2 separate regions of the Homo sapiens genome follow, and region 1 is linked to region 2. A link is an interaction called in ENCODE POLR2A ChIA-PET data of the cell type or tissue named here. Cell type or tissue: IMR-90. All regions are shown on one strand. Each heading gives the region's core, and the rest is flanking DNA. Links, peaks and the distances in the headings are about the cores only.

What was found. Peaks named below come from ENCODE experiments on the same cell type or tissue, not always from the same donor. Only the 100,000 strongest peaks of a DNase experiment are listed, where the experiment ranks them.
Region 1: POLR2A ChIA-PET joins it to region 2 with 5 read pairs; 4 of 35 experiments call an interaction of 5 or more read pairs at or near these places.

The regions. Positions count from the first base shown.
Region 1 is chr14:59,157,192-59,164,807 of GRCh38, forward strand. It overlaps LOC107984642 (a long non-coding RNA gene), which reads left to right and starts at 953. Exons shown (of 2, transcript XR_001750928.1): 1 at 953-993. In IMR-90, for the core only: no CTCF peak of the experiment used is centred there; DNase peaks (open chromatin) are centred at 2,170 and 4,480; H3K4me3 peaks cover 219 bases; H3K27me3 peaks cover 706 bases.
Region 2 is chr14:59,209,923-59,217,538 of GRCh38, forward strand. All of the region lies in intron 1 of DAAM1 (dishevelled associated activator of morphogenesis 1), which reads left to right. Among named protein-coding and RNA genes, the nearest start is that of DAAM1, 25 kb to the left of the region's middle. In IMR-90, for the core only: no CTCF peak of the experiment used is centred there; DNase peaks (open chromatin) are centred at 3,649 and 5,559; H3K27ac peaks cover 152 bases.

The sequences.
Region 1 (7,616 bases), core at 1,432-6,431, 53 kb before region 2:
AGCCCTGTGATATCAGCCAATCTCCTGATCTCTGGGGATGGGAGAGGGCTGGATATTGAGTTCAGCTGTGTGTCCAATGATTCAATATGTAATGAAGCCTCAGTAAAAACTCTAGACACTGAAGTTCAGTGGATCTTCCTGGTTGATCAACACATCGATGTGCCAGGAGGGTGACACATCCTGATCCCAGAAGGAGAACACATGGAAGCTCTGCATTCGAGACCCTCCCAGACCTTGCCCTGTGTGTCTTCATTGAGAGAGTCTTGATTTCCATTCTTTATAATGAAACTCTAATCCTAAGTGTAGTGCTTTTCTGAGTTGTGTGAGTTGTTCTCATGAATTATCACACCTGAAGTGGTTATGAGAATCTCTGAATTTGTAGCCAGTCAGTCAGAAGTGTGGGTATCCCAGGGACGCTTGAAGTGTGGCTGGCATCTGCAGTGAGGGTAGTCTTGTGAAGGGCTGAGCCCTCAACTTGTGGGGTCTGCATCAACTTTAGGAGGTTAATGCCAGAACTGAATCTTGTTAATTCCTCTTTGACATAAAGCACATGCCTTGGCTAGCCAGGTAAAGGCAACTTTGTGAGTCCAGAGCCTACTCTTCCTCATGGTGGCAGCCCTCAGAATATAGGCACAAGGTCACCTTTGGCTTGAATAGAACTCCTCCTTCTCCAGTCACTTCAGATTCAGAGGGGGTCATAAGCCTGTGTATTTTGTAAGGGCACTTGTGTAGGAGCCTTTAAATTGGAGGCAATAGACCAGATGATTTTGGAATATGTATACGATGCTTAAAGAGTACCTGATATGGGGTAAGAGTTCAATAAAAGCTATGGGCTATTATTGCTTTAAATTTTTGTTTTTATTTTTGTTTAGAGACAGGGTCTTGTTCTGCCCAGGCTGAAGTGCAGTGGCACAATCATAGCTGACTGCAGCCTCCAACTCCTGGCCTCAAGCAATCCTCCCACCTCTGCCTCCCAAGTAGCTGGGACAACAGGTACATGCTATTGCACATGGCTATTTTTTTTTCTTTTAAGAAATGTGTTCTTGCTGTGTTGCCCAGGCTGGTCTCGAACTCCTGTCTTTAAGCAATCCTCGTACCTCAGCCTTCCAAAGTACTAGGATTACAGGCATGAGCCACCCTGCCCAGCCTATTGCTGTTAATTACTATTATTATTAGGGTTATCATTACTTGATTGAATTAGTGAAATAAACCACTGAAATAATATTTATTTTTCTGTAATCCTTTCATCAGAGTTTTGTAAGGGTCTTCCTCAACATGTGGCTATCTCTAGGCTTCTTTCTAGAAACAGAAAGTAGCCCTCCACAAGACTACTCTCACTGCAGATGCCAGCCACACTTCAAGGGTCCCTGGGATACCCACGCTTCTGAGTGACTGGCTACAAATTCAGAGATTCTCATAACCCCTTCAGGTTTGATAATTCATGAGGGCCTTGTGTCCCTACCAAGTTAGCAAAGAAAACCCAGTACAGCAGCAGGCCTTGCCTCAGATGAGCAACAACCATCAACAGCCTCCAATTGAAAGGCTCCTACACAAGTGCCCTTACAAAATACACAGGCTTATGACCCCCTCTGAATCTGGAGAAGGAGGAGTTCTATTCAAGCCAAAGGTGCCCTTGCGCCTGTATTCTGAGGGCTGCTACCATGAAAAACAGTAGGGTCTAGACTCACAAAGTTGCCTTTACCTGGCTAGCCAAGGCATGTGCTTTATGTCAAAGAGGAATTAACAAGATCTAGGCAAGAAAGTTATAGGGAAGATATTTAAAACACGTATATATGGTAGGAAAAACAAAACATTTGATTTACAGTTTGGCAGGACTATGTTCAAATCTAGTCTTTGCCACCAACCAGCTTTATAACTTGAGGCACATTTTTTATCCCTCTGAATGTGTTTCCCTCTTACATAAAACTGGATAATAATGAGGCACTCATGAGGTTGTTGGAGGGAAGCAATGAAATGATGCATGTAGAGTGTTTACCATAGTGCCTGGCCCAGAGTGAGTGACTGAATGCATGTTACTTACCATCTCTTTCCCTTTATGGGGGCACAGTGAGAAAAATCTTCTACTCGCTTACTATTTAAAAAGCCCAGTGCAGAAAGCTTTCTAGGATCAGATTACCAGTTACTCTTTTCCTGAAAGGCAAGTCTTAGGTTACAGTTTTACTGTAAACATCTTCAAAACACTGCAGGCAGAAAAATCAAGGAGATTTGCAGTTCCTAGAAGGATTCATGATATCCCATGAAAGTTCATATTTCAAGGCTGATCTACTACTGGTTGATGGGATTCTCTCATCAGGGGTTTTCTTTCTCCATGTGGCTTCTTAGAAGATAATCTGACCTTCACAGTTTATTCCCCACAATTTGTCCCTTTACACAGATAGTGTTTTCTATCGCATGAACATTTAGAGACTATTCCTGTTCAGTATTTGCTGCAGGGAATGGAATTGAACTCTTCCATTAATGAAAAATCTTTTTATTTAGTCAGAACTTTTAACTCTTCTTTCCGCCTCTCCCCAGTGCTAAAATCCTGCCTGCCAATATTACCAAGGTAGGAATGACTGCAAAGTTCAAAACTGCTTTCAACAGATACCTATTGGTATGGTGTCACGGGTAGGTAGGATATGGATCCTTCAGAGGCATGTACTTTGTGTCATGTGCAGTCTATAAGTTGCTGGCCGAGGAAACATCATTAGACTAATACTAATCAACCAATAATTATGTATTTGTAATTAAGCATGGTTGCAAACATTAACTATAAAAATGTTCACTCTAGTATTTTTTAGTGTTCCTACTTCATAAAAAAGGTAGAAACAAACTAAATGCACAGCCCCTAAAGAATTGGTTAACTCAGTTACTGAATTTATGTGTAATAATAGGTCGCTATTTAGCTATTAAAAATGAAGTTGTAGAAATACATTTATTAACATATTTACATATTAGCAGTCTAAATGTGCCAAAAAGAAAAGAATAAAATTATGTTGTACAGTCTCATTCTTGCAAAAGAAAAGTTTATATATTATATATACATATAGACAATGAATATGCCAAGGAAAATAGCTAAAAGGATATGCACTAAAATGCAAGTGATTGAATTACAGTTGAGTTTTATTTTCTTTTTTCTACAATATAATTTCAGTTTTTTCTATCATGAATATGTATTATTTGCATACATTTTAAAAGCTATTATGAGAATAATTATTTCCTGATCACCTCACTAGGTTCAGTGAGATGTAAGAAAAGCATAATAAGGCTTCACAGTAAAAAGAGTTTACGTGCTAGAACAGGCAATATATTAGAAGCCTCAGCCAAACACTAGGGTGCTTACCTCCGTAATAAACTCTCCTGTGTGCGAGATAACCATGGACAAGCCGTATCCCTTTTCTGTACCTCACTTTTTCCATATGGAAAAGCACAGTGACATTCCACACCTCGATATGATATCACTGAGATTGAGTGTATACCTCTTACATGCTCTGGGTCACAGGAAAAACCCACATACTGTCAGCACTCTGGATTTCCATTAGTGATATCAGCCATGGGTTTGTCGGCATATTTATTTAGTATTTCTATTTATTTTGCTATTATTAGATTATGTTCTGGAAATTTTTCCATGCATCATGGAGAGAGGCTTCTCTGTGGGAAATCTTAAATTGGTAATCATTTCCATCAGGAGCAAAGAAGATGTTTTGCTTTTTGCTTCTCTGTTAAGGTTGAGGAGATCTTTTATACATCTCTGTACTGTTTGGTTTTGCAGTGCAGGCTTTTCTGAAGCAAAATTTCACAGATAGTATGGCCTCTGATCAGAGAGCAGGGTAATTCAGCAAAAGGGAAATTAAGAGTTTGCAATGGCTATTTAGTCAGTGTGCAGGCCACTAAAGAGAAAGTAGATTATAAAGTAGAGAAATATCGAAAGTTGCAGGTTGATCTTCAGCTTTTATAAAGAGTCGTTATAACTTCTACATAAGATTCCACGGTTCAAGAACTCTTAAACCTTTGCAATGTCTAATGATATGGAAAAAATACTTATCTAATCATTTAAGAAGAGCAAAGGGTGATTCCTACCAATTGTTTCTTGAAATTAACAGAATAAATCCGACACTGGGTATTTAAAACTGAATAAATATCAATGTTAATAAGCTTTAAATGGGTTTCCGAGACTCTTCCTGATTAACTGTATCATGCACACTTCTACATCTGGCAGAAAACTGAAGTACTGAAAATCTTACTCTGAGGTTGTAGATGATCAGTGTCAGGTACTTAATTACGATTCATCTTCAACTCCAATTTAACCATTAATTAAAGTAGGTATCCTTGACTTGACATTCAGTGCAAGAAAAGCTCAAAAAGAAAATGTATTACACAATTCTGAAAAGCCACTGCCTGGCTCCTTTATGTGTGTTGCTCACGGTAGCTATAGCAACCAGTGTTTAAGACAAAAACACACAAAATCAAAGTCCTAGGCTGATGTGACAGCTCTCAAATGGCTTTGTTCTGTGTCTAAGATTTCCCTTCCTCCTCTTGCATCATATTTCACCCCAAAGCCTTGAATGACTAACGCACCACTTGGGGATGGGCAGACCAATGTTCACAGGAACAAAAGGGAAAAGGGTGGGCTGGAGACAGGCTGTATTAGGACCACCTGTCCTTTCGGAGAAACTAAAATGTAGATGTCCAGTGCAGCTAGTGAGACTCAGTTCCCTCCGTGTTCTGCTGGGAAAGAGACTGTTCTGCAACAGCTGTTGCGTTGTGTCGGCAGTGCCTGTCCATCCCCCTCCAGGAGCATAGATGGGGTCAGCCCCTGCATTGCTCAGCCACAAACTCACCGTAACCTTCCCTGGGCTGAGCATGGGGTGGGAGGGTGGTTTCTATTTCTAGACTAAAAAAGAACAGATGACTTTTCATGTTTAGTTCTAAGTAAAGAAAGAGGAAGGGAACAGGGTGGGAGAGGGAGCTAGAATTAATACTCTGAGCATTTACAGAAAACAAATTGGGGTAGTGATTTTTATTTGGGCTTAAACATTTTAGTTAGTATTTCATTTATTATTCTAGCAGATGTGGGCCACACGTTCAAACAGAAAAGTGGTAAATAGAAACTATTCAATTTGGGCATTCATGTTTTCAACATAAAGGGACATGGACTATTGTATCCAATACTGGCCTAAAATGCTAAAAGCACACTTTTCTAGTATTCTATTAATTGAGAAAAATTAGGCCACCTCCAAAATATGGGAAATTATAGACCCCTGAATATCCCTTTTGGAAAACTACATCTGACATTACATTGCAGGGCATATTATCATGGCTGGAATATTTTTACACATGTAAACCCTTAATTGAATGACAAACTAATAATTCTCAAGAATTTCTTTAAAGGAAGTTTAATATTTTGGTTGGCAAATGTGCCCAGAGGAAGTATCACATTAATAATACTTGCTTTTAACACGGTTCATTTCTTTATATAGTCGGAATGCTTTATGGTGGATTAAATCCACAAATTGAAAAGAGAATGAATGCACTTGAGCTTTTATGACTTATTCTGTCTAAAGAATACTCTTAAGAAGCACAAAAATAAAACCCTGTCTCATGCCTGAGGGTAAGGTTAAATGATTAATGGCTTGAAAAAAAAAGAGAAAGTTACAATATATGTAAGGAAACAATCCATTAATCAGCGATGAGGAGAATATACAATATTGCTTTGCTAATGAAGATCGTAACTGTAGTCTAGCCTTGGACCTACTCAAATTAAGTTGGACCTACATCCAATGATGTGGGGATAAAAAATATAAAAAATTATTATCCATAACACAAATGCTCAATTTCCTCGGGCTCCTGGGTTCAATCACATATTTGGATGAGTTCTTTGACAGTGCTAAGTAGAGAAATGGCTTGTAGAAAAGAGTTCTAGAACTTTCCTAGATGTCTGAAGTGCTGCACATGACATTTATGCCAGAAAAGCTTATTTATTAGTTTCGACCCATGGTCAGTGCCAATGTAAGTAGCGGGTGAGGTGAGCGAACTAGGAGTCTCATTCTGTTGATCTTACCTGCATTTTTAGTATCAAATCCAAAGGAAAAGCAGCAGCATTTTAAGAGATACAGCTACTGGAAATACTTTATTTCGGTCAATTGGCAGACAAGTATAACGTGATTCCTTAATGCAAAGGGACAGATGCCTCTTAATGTAGCCATTAGCAAAAGAAGGGTATGTCTTATTGATTGCTATAGCTAAGAAGCATGCTGATAAATACAAAGTTGGCATTTATAAGGCATTATGCCTTGAGCAGTTCAGATATTCACCAGGGTGGAAACAGAGAACCAAATCAGGGGTTTCCACTACAAGTGACTTAGGCTGCTTGTCTGGCTCTTCTGACAGCCTTGGTCCAGAAGCAGAGCAACATTATAAATAAAAAGTACATAAGGGCACTAAGTGCAGGCACAAGGGACTTGGGTGAGCTGGAGAGGGGTTCCTCCTGTTAGGGTACCAAAATTCCCACCAAAGTGAACACCCTCCCTGTCTTGATCCACCGACAAGCATAGGCTTGGGGTCCAAAGAGATCTGATGTTAAAACATAATTGTTTGAACTGCACAAAGTACTCAATCTCTCTGAACCTTAACTTCTCATCTATAAATTAATGGATTTTTTGAGAAATAACAGGTAAAGTATACAAATTGCTTACTTAGCACAGTGCCAGGTACATATTAAGCCTTTTCTCTATCTCATCAATTTCATTCCCTTATTTATATCTCTGTTTTTTGTTTTGTTTTGTTTTGTTTTTTGTTTTTGAGATGGAGTCTCACTCCGTCACCCAGGCTGGAGTGCAGTGGAACGATCTTGGCTCACTGCAAGCTCCACCTCCCAGGTTCAAGCTATTCTCCTGCCTCAGCCTCCTGAGTAGCTGGGACTACAGTCACCCACAACCATGCCCGACTAATTTTTGTATTTTTAGTAGAGACGGGGTTTCACTGAGTTAGCCAGGATAGTCTCGATCTCCTGACCTTGTGATCTGCCCACCTCGGCCTCCCAAAGTCCTGGGATTACAGGCATGATCCACCGCGCCCAGCCTACATCTCTGTTTTAAACCTACATGGCAATATAAAGGCTGTTCGTTTGCATATCAATACATTCACTTAACTCAACATTTTATCAGTTGTTTGTCTTTTCTTCCCATATTTCCGCATTTGAAGACAAACCATGAAAAAAGCAGAATGGCATGGAGTTATTGTGAGGATAAAAATAGGTAATGCACATAAAGTGCATGGTGGAGGTGAGCATTCATACATCCATTCTCTCCACAAACAATTACTGAGCACTGGCAATATGTATGTGACTATGCCATACATAGTGGGGCACAAAGGAGAGCTAGAATTGGGTCCCTACATTCAAGCAGTTCACAATCTATGTGGAGTGGTAACAGGGGTATATTAAAGTATTACAGCAGAGTGGGACACCAAAAATGCTTTCCAAAAAGAGTCAATGCTCGAGTTGAATCTTGAGAGAAAGACAAATCAACCAGATTAGGAGTAGGGGAGAGTGGAAAGTGTGTTAAGGGGTTGGATAGGGGTGGGAAGGGAAGAAGTGCCAGGTAAATACAACATAC
Region 2 (7,616 bases), core at 1,322-6,321:
CCTGGGCAACATAGGGAGACCCCCATCTCTACAAAAATTAAAGAAAAAAAAAATAGGAAAAAAAGTAGATGGGCATGGTGGTACACACCTGTAGTCCCAGCTACTTGGGGTGTGTGGGCTGAGGTGGGAGGATTGCTTGCGCCCAGGAATTTGAGGCTGCAGTGAGCTATGATACAGCCAGTGCACCCCAGCCCGAGGGTCTGAATGAGACCCTGTCTCTAAAACAAACAAACAAAAAAACCAACCAAAACCAAAACAACAACAAAGTTTTGCAAATTGACGCTCTTGACAGTGAAAGAGCATTAAAGCATTTTTCACTTCACCATTGCCTACAATGAGTATTATTATATTACAATTATCTGTGATTGGACAACTAGCAAAAGCTATCACATGGTATTTTTGCATTTTAAAAATTTATTAAATATAACTTTCCTCCCTAGGTCATTTATATTTTTCCTTTCTTAAATGGCCTGTTTGCGAATTTATCTGTTTAAATCTCAATGTTTTTGAAATGACCAGAAATGGGAGTAATTAGCAATGCAAATAAGCCAGCACTTTTCATAAATATAATAAGCAGTCATTAAACCCTTTGGAAGGAAACTTACGATATCTCCAGGTACATTTTAAATGATCTAAAATATTTCTCTGTGATTAAGGGTCTCTTGCTTCAGTTTCGCATAATTAATTATCTTAACATACCCTCTCCTCATTATCTGGAGGGAAACCTCAGGCTAGCTTCTGTCATTTTCTTGCCAGTTTGCATTTCCTGGAGTTTGCCTTAGTGTTTTCTTAATCTTAGTAGTTTTCTGCTGATGGTGTGACTGCTACAAAGAAGGCTTTTCTGAAGGCATAAAAACCAGGGAAATGATACATAGTTTTTCCACTGGACTAAACTTGTTTGGAAAATAAGGAGGTAGAACAATGAAATAATCCAAATATTATGAGGAGAGAGGGAGAAGTTTATATTATAATGATTTATGTGATAAAAGAAATGTTATGCCCAGTATATTTTGTTTATACATGGTGTTGTAAAACAGATCCAAATGCTTGTCTAAAATATTTGCAGCATTGCCTGTACAGCACCTAAATTTTACAAAATGCTGTACTTACGGTCCAATTGCCTTTTTGTCAATATATCATAAACCAATATTGTAGGAGAAATGGTTTTTCTTTTAAATGCTTTAGGTTTGGTAAAGCACTTTAGGTTTGCTTTAGGTAATTTAAACAGAGAAATAAATCTTCTTCCAAGCACAGAGAGCTTCATGTTTAAAATTTTAGATGATTGTAATAATCCCAGTAACAGAATATAATGAAGTGTTTCCCAGCACACTTTAGAGAAGACATACTGAGTATTATGGTTCTGTTCAGATTTTATTTTCTGGGACTCTATTTTAAAGTGCTCCATCTGTATTTAAGAAAACACATGCATGCACATACATCCTGTGGCACTCTCTTCTAGGGCAGGTGTTGGTGGGTAGGTCCCTGTGCATTTGTTTGGGGGACACGTTTGACCCAGTGGTGTAATAGTTGTTACAAGAGGATTCTCTGGAGGAAGGCTGCTGCTGCAGAGGAGGAAGTCACATTTGTCTTCTCCCAAAACATCAACTCATTGTCTTCCTAGCTTGCAAAAATGAATATTTCTCCCCAGTTGATTTGTTAATTTCTTGCATCATTCAAATGCCAGATGATTGGACTCTACACAATTGACCGAAGGAACAGAATTTCCAAGAGTGTCAGTTGCCTTTCTGAGTAAAATAATCAGACACTTCACTCACATTCTATGAATAAATAACACCTCCAGTGTAAAATGGATTATGAGATGTTTTATCTTAATTTTCTATATTTCTTGAATTTGCACTGAAAAAAATCTTGTGAACAATCTTTAATATAACACAGAATAATGATTTTAAACAGCCTCTCCCCTGCTATGACTAGTAAAGTTGTGGACTAAAAATATTCAAACATATTTTTCTCATTAATGATGAGTTCCATATTATTTTATGAACTTCTGAAAGATAAATTTTAAGAAATATAAAACACTCCTTTTATTTTCTGATTTAGCCATTCCTCCTTAATTCTTATTTTAAGTGAAATATGTGATTGCTAGATTCACATTTTGTAACTTTCTTTATGTAGGTTTCATTTTTTAATGGGGCTGATTCTAAATGGATAAAACTTTGATACATAGTTTCTAAGATAAAACATCATTAATTTTTACCATGACTGGTAGCTGCTATTGGCTTGCATTTACTGAGGTTCTCATGTTTCTACTATTTAGGCTTAAAAATATATGACAAAGTATGTGATCATAATAATGCCATAATTCATTTAGTATAGTCATCTGGTCGGGAGTTATAAACTTTTTTGAAGTCAGACTTGTTTGTTTGTTTTTTTAAATAGTATTAAATGAGAATTTCTTATACTATCAGTTGTCACAAGGTGAACAAATATAAGTAATTAAGTCAAAGTTTTGAAGCACATATTATGGCTTATGCTGTTGAAAACTCTCCAGTGTTTTAGCATAATGTCCGAGTCAAGTTAGAACACAGGTCTCTGCTAATTGTCATATCTTAGATGATTGCCTGATAAAGATGATTGTCTGGCGTAGCTTGGAGTACCAATACAGGAGACATGTTCTTCCCCCACTTCCTATTCCTTCCACTGCCATGCTAGACAATGCTTATCAAAGGTGACATTCTTTCCTACCCAGCTTGGACATGCCTCATAATCCTGCCCAAGCAGCATTCTAATAGCCACAGCTAGTAAACAAGGGATCTAACTAGTTTGTCAGTGTAGGTAGTAGAATCTTTAAATTTTTTTTTAAAGGCCATTGTTAGTATTTTTAAGAGATCAATTTACATCATTTATTTCAGATGGAATATTGTTTATTTCTCTGTCGCAGTGGCTCCCAATCTTTTAGAATGTTCCTTTTTAATAAAAAAGAATCAGATTCTCACATGACCTTGAATTTCTTTAACACTTTAAATGAATTTTACTTTTATCAATCGCAGCATATAAATTCATTGGAAAAATAGGCATGTGTATATGTATCAGACATTCACATGCTTATGAATGAAGGACCCCTTGTAATACTTCTGCCCCTGCCCCCCATTCCACACACCACCCCCTCCCCAGGAGTAGGGATTAGAAATCGTTAGTCTTTCCATTTTGTCTTCTGTGGTTTCAGTTAAAGTTCTAAAGACGTATTTTACTAAAAGTGGAATTGACTTTTTGTATTCAGGGGAACTTGTCAGTGGTTTTCATATTATGTGCCGTGGAGTCCCAGGATTCCAGAAGATGCCTCAAGGGAGACCCCTCCCTTCCCCCGTATCCCTTCCAGCTTTAAGCAGCCTGTCTGCTTTAAGCTCTTATATATATTGAGATTCTCCATGAGATTTCATTTGTATAAATGATTTCACAGCTTACCAAAAAAAAAAAAAAAAAAAAAAGGAAAGAGAAAACCACTGATAATCCCACCTTGTTTCACACATGATTAAATGCAATGCCCAGAGTATTTTGGGGTTATCCTGTTAGTTAATGTTGAAGCCAGGTTGAGGACTCTGATTGTCTGACTTGCAGGCCACTATCCCTCTACCCACTGCTATTCCTAAAACTAAAGGAGGATGTAAACTGACACCACCACCAGCTGTGAGTGCAGCACATACTTATATGGAAAGAAAAATTGTTTACATTGTAATACCAGGGGACTCAAATCTGTTTCAGCCCTTAAATAAAGGGTTGCAGGGTATACGTATATGTAAATGCTTGTCTTGCCTATGTGTGGCCTTCTCTCACTATTTACGGTGGGTGGAGGGAAGGTGAAGCTTACTTTTATAAATTTTATTTTAAAACACAGAAGAGCTGATGCTGCAGTCGGAAGACAGTTTATTTTTCTCCCAGAGCTGGACCCCTTCCCTGTTGTGTTTGTGACATACTTTGCCTTGTCCTGATTTTAAGCATTGGGCAAGCAGAATCTGCCATCTTTCCTGGATTTCACCATCTATCAAAGGGCAACCTCAGAGCTTGTTTCTCAGCAGTGGTCACCTATTTCCATTATTAAATCAACTTGCTACCAAGATATCAGGCAGATATCACACTTAACGTACCTGGTTTGATTTGGCCTGCCTTTTTTCATCTGAGGCGTTAGCACAAAGCTAAATTTCCCTTTGAAGTTCACTGTGATTCCGAGGATCTTTGCTTCAGTTTACTTTGGAAGATTGGGGCTGTAGCTGATTCAAGATAACTGGAGCAGGTGTCTGGTGACAGTTTGCAAAGGGTGCTGTGTAGACCTAAGTTCTGTGCCTGGCATGAGAAACCTCTTTGTCTTTCTTGTATACGTTGGTTTAAGTTCATGTGGATCACTATGAGGGATGTTAAATGTTTTGCATTTAGATTCTTCCAAGTTGGCAGGTGCAAGGCAGGCCTGGCTGCTACCACAGACCCCTGACGTGCTTCTTTCTTCCTTGCTCTCCTCAGGAAGGTCATCCTATTTGAAGAGATACTTTTCTGTTAACTGTGGAAAAGCCAGATGTCTCACTTTAGGCAATAGTTTCAACTTCGTTTCTTCCCATGTAGTTTGACAGATCGACCTCAACCCTGACCCAGACAACTACTAATCTGCTTTCTGTCTGTATGGATCAACCAGTTCTGGACATTTAATATAAATGAAGTCATGTAATATGTGGTCTTTTTTGATTGACGTCTCTCATCTAGTTTAATGTTTTCCAAAGGTTCATCCATGTCATGGCATGTATTGGTACTTCATTCTTTTTTATTGCAAAATAATATTCTGTTTTATAGATATACCACATTTTTTTTTATTCATGGACATTTGGGTTGTTTCTACTCTTCAGCTATCATGAATAATGCTGCCGTCAACATTTGTGTTTAAGTATTTGTGCGAACATGCGTTTTCACTTCTCTTGAGTAAATACCTAAGTATGGAGTTGCTGGGTCATATAGAGACTTGGTGTTTAACAATTTGAGGAAATGCCAAATGGTTTTCTAAAGTGACTGCACTATTTTATATTTCCACCAGCAATGAGTGAAAGTTCAGGTTTCTCCATATCTCATGTGTTTTTTAAACACTGTATTCTGTTGTGTTTATAAAATGTTTCCTCTTGTCTTCATAGATGAGGGAGTCAGGGACCTGAATGATAATTTTGGAGGAAATGAAACAGATGAAAGTGAAATAAATTATTTTCATATTGGCTCAGTGTAGCTGTGGAAACCTTTCAGCCCTGAGCCTACAAACCTTCCTGTTTGACTGGATATGACATTACCAGGAGTTTTACTTTCCTGCCTTTATTGTCCCTGGAGAGAAAAAAGAAATATGTCTTTTCCACAGCTAGACATGGAAGGTTCAAACAAATATAAAGGACCCCTGAGTTATTAACAATTCCATGGGAACATGTGCTTGGTGTATGCCCAGAATAGTTCCTTTCAAATGATTCTCTTGGTGCTTCTGCACTGTTCTTCACCAGAGTGTAACATAAGAGCTGAATCAAGGCTTGTTCAGTCAGTGTTTGGAAAAGAAGTGGTGGCTGGATGCTGGTCAGCTGGCTTGGGCTGTTGGCAAGCTTGCCACCGACCATGCTTTCTGCAGGCGGCAGCCGCTGCAGGCTTGTTAAAGGCCTGCACCAGGCCGAAGTGTTTGCATTTGCCCTGTCGGAGCTCAGGATAACAAGGCCTTTCATAATCCACCACAGTAGTAAGCAGGCAAGTCCGGTGGCTCTGGAAATGTCCCAGTACACCAGCCAAAGGCAAAATCCCAGCTCCTTTGCCCTGTGTGACAGCCGCGGGGAGTAGGCTAGGGTGGGGGTTGAGGTAGATAAGGAAGGAAACACCAAGGAATGTCATTTTTGTTACATAAATTGATAACTCCAAGTGCCTTCTCGCTACAATTGATTGCTTTGGGTCATATATTGACAGTAAGCAATTTGATTATTTGCCTGCTGAAATGACACTATAGCATGAGAGGTCAGCCTCTTAGGACAGCCTTTCTCACGTTCCTCTCATTTTTATTCTTGCTGAGCGGGACCATATGAATGACAGGCTTGTTTGCGAGGGTAGATTTCCATTCCATTCATGCACCTTGCAGACCCAGTCACTCTTCTTGTGGGTGGAGTTTGCTACACACAGGTGGAGTCTAGAAGGTGAGGTCCCCAGGGCCTCCCAGCCCTGTTTGAGCTGATTTTCTCTTCCTTGAGTCTTGTCCAGCCATACCTCCTCTGACTTCCCAGGGTCCCTCCCTAAAATGCCTTACTCACATGAGGAGAGGACCCTGCATTCTGACCTCCTCTCCATTAATGCTGCCTGTCTCAGGCACAGTTTTTCAATGTACTGTGTTATTTCTGTATTTCTGTCAAGTCAATATCATGCTTTTATTAAAATGACTTTGAGTGTGTGTGTGTGATATTTTTGGACAGCTGCCTGTTTATTATACTCATGCACATTGTCTGTATTTCATAGAGTAGGCAAAAAAAGGATTTTAATCAATTGCAAGAGTCAATTTCAGGCAGGACGCAGTGGCTCATGCCTGTAATACCAGCACTTTGGGAGGCCGAGGCAGGTGAATCACTGGAAGTCAGGAGTTCGAGACCAGCCTGGCCAACATGGTGAAAGCTCTTCTCTACTAAAAGTACAAAAACTAGTTGCTCGTGGTGGCATGTGCCTGTAATCCCAGGTATTTGGGAGGCTGAGGCCGGAGAATAGCTTGAACTGGGAGGCAGAGGTTGCAGTGAGCTGATATTGCACCACTACACTCCAGCCTGAGGGAGAGAGCGAGACTCTGTCTCAAAAGAAAAAAAAAAAAGTCAATTTCATATCACCATGAAGTATTGGAATTCTTTAAGATTAGAGTAACACTTGATGTGTTTCCTGTTGACTAACCGTTTGTGTGATTTCTGTAGTAATTAAGGTGTTTGGCTTAGTTACCTCAATTGGAACTATAAAGAATTGAATTTTAAGTATATACTATGTGTATGTCTATATAGTTTTTTTTTTTTTACTTGTTTGTAGCCCAGCGATGCTTGAAAGTTGAGAGACAATACCTCCCCAAACACCCCAATATAGGAGTTTCCAGCAGTTTTTAGTTTTTTAAAACAGATATTTGATCCACGTTTGTTTGTCTTGCATTGTGTTTGACCTGGTCTTGGGAGAAAAAGAAACTGTCTGAAATGGGCTGGTTTTCATGGAGGCAGGGGTGAGGTAGGGTAACCTGGCTCTTCCTAGTCTGAATCTGGGCCTTTTTTGTTGCTGACCACAGTGGGCTTGGAGAGGCAGCCTGCTTGTCCTGCCAAACCTCAGGACTGCTCCCTGTGTGTGTGTCTGTGACTGATTTCTTAAGGGCAGTAAGGATTTAGAATTTATCAAGCACCATCACCATAACACTTCATGTACCCACCTTCAACTTGAGTACTGTGTCTGCATTACAATTTTACTACTGAAAATCTTCCTTTTGTGTCTTTTGAGATTTTCACTGTAGATGGGCTTCTGATTATATCAGTGTGGTGTAACCAGAGTTGGTAAAAGTTTGACATTTGATTTTTTAAGATATAACATGTCTATGCTGCTGTTATGGTATTGATTAGCAATATGTAGCTATTTAAATTATA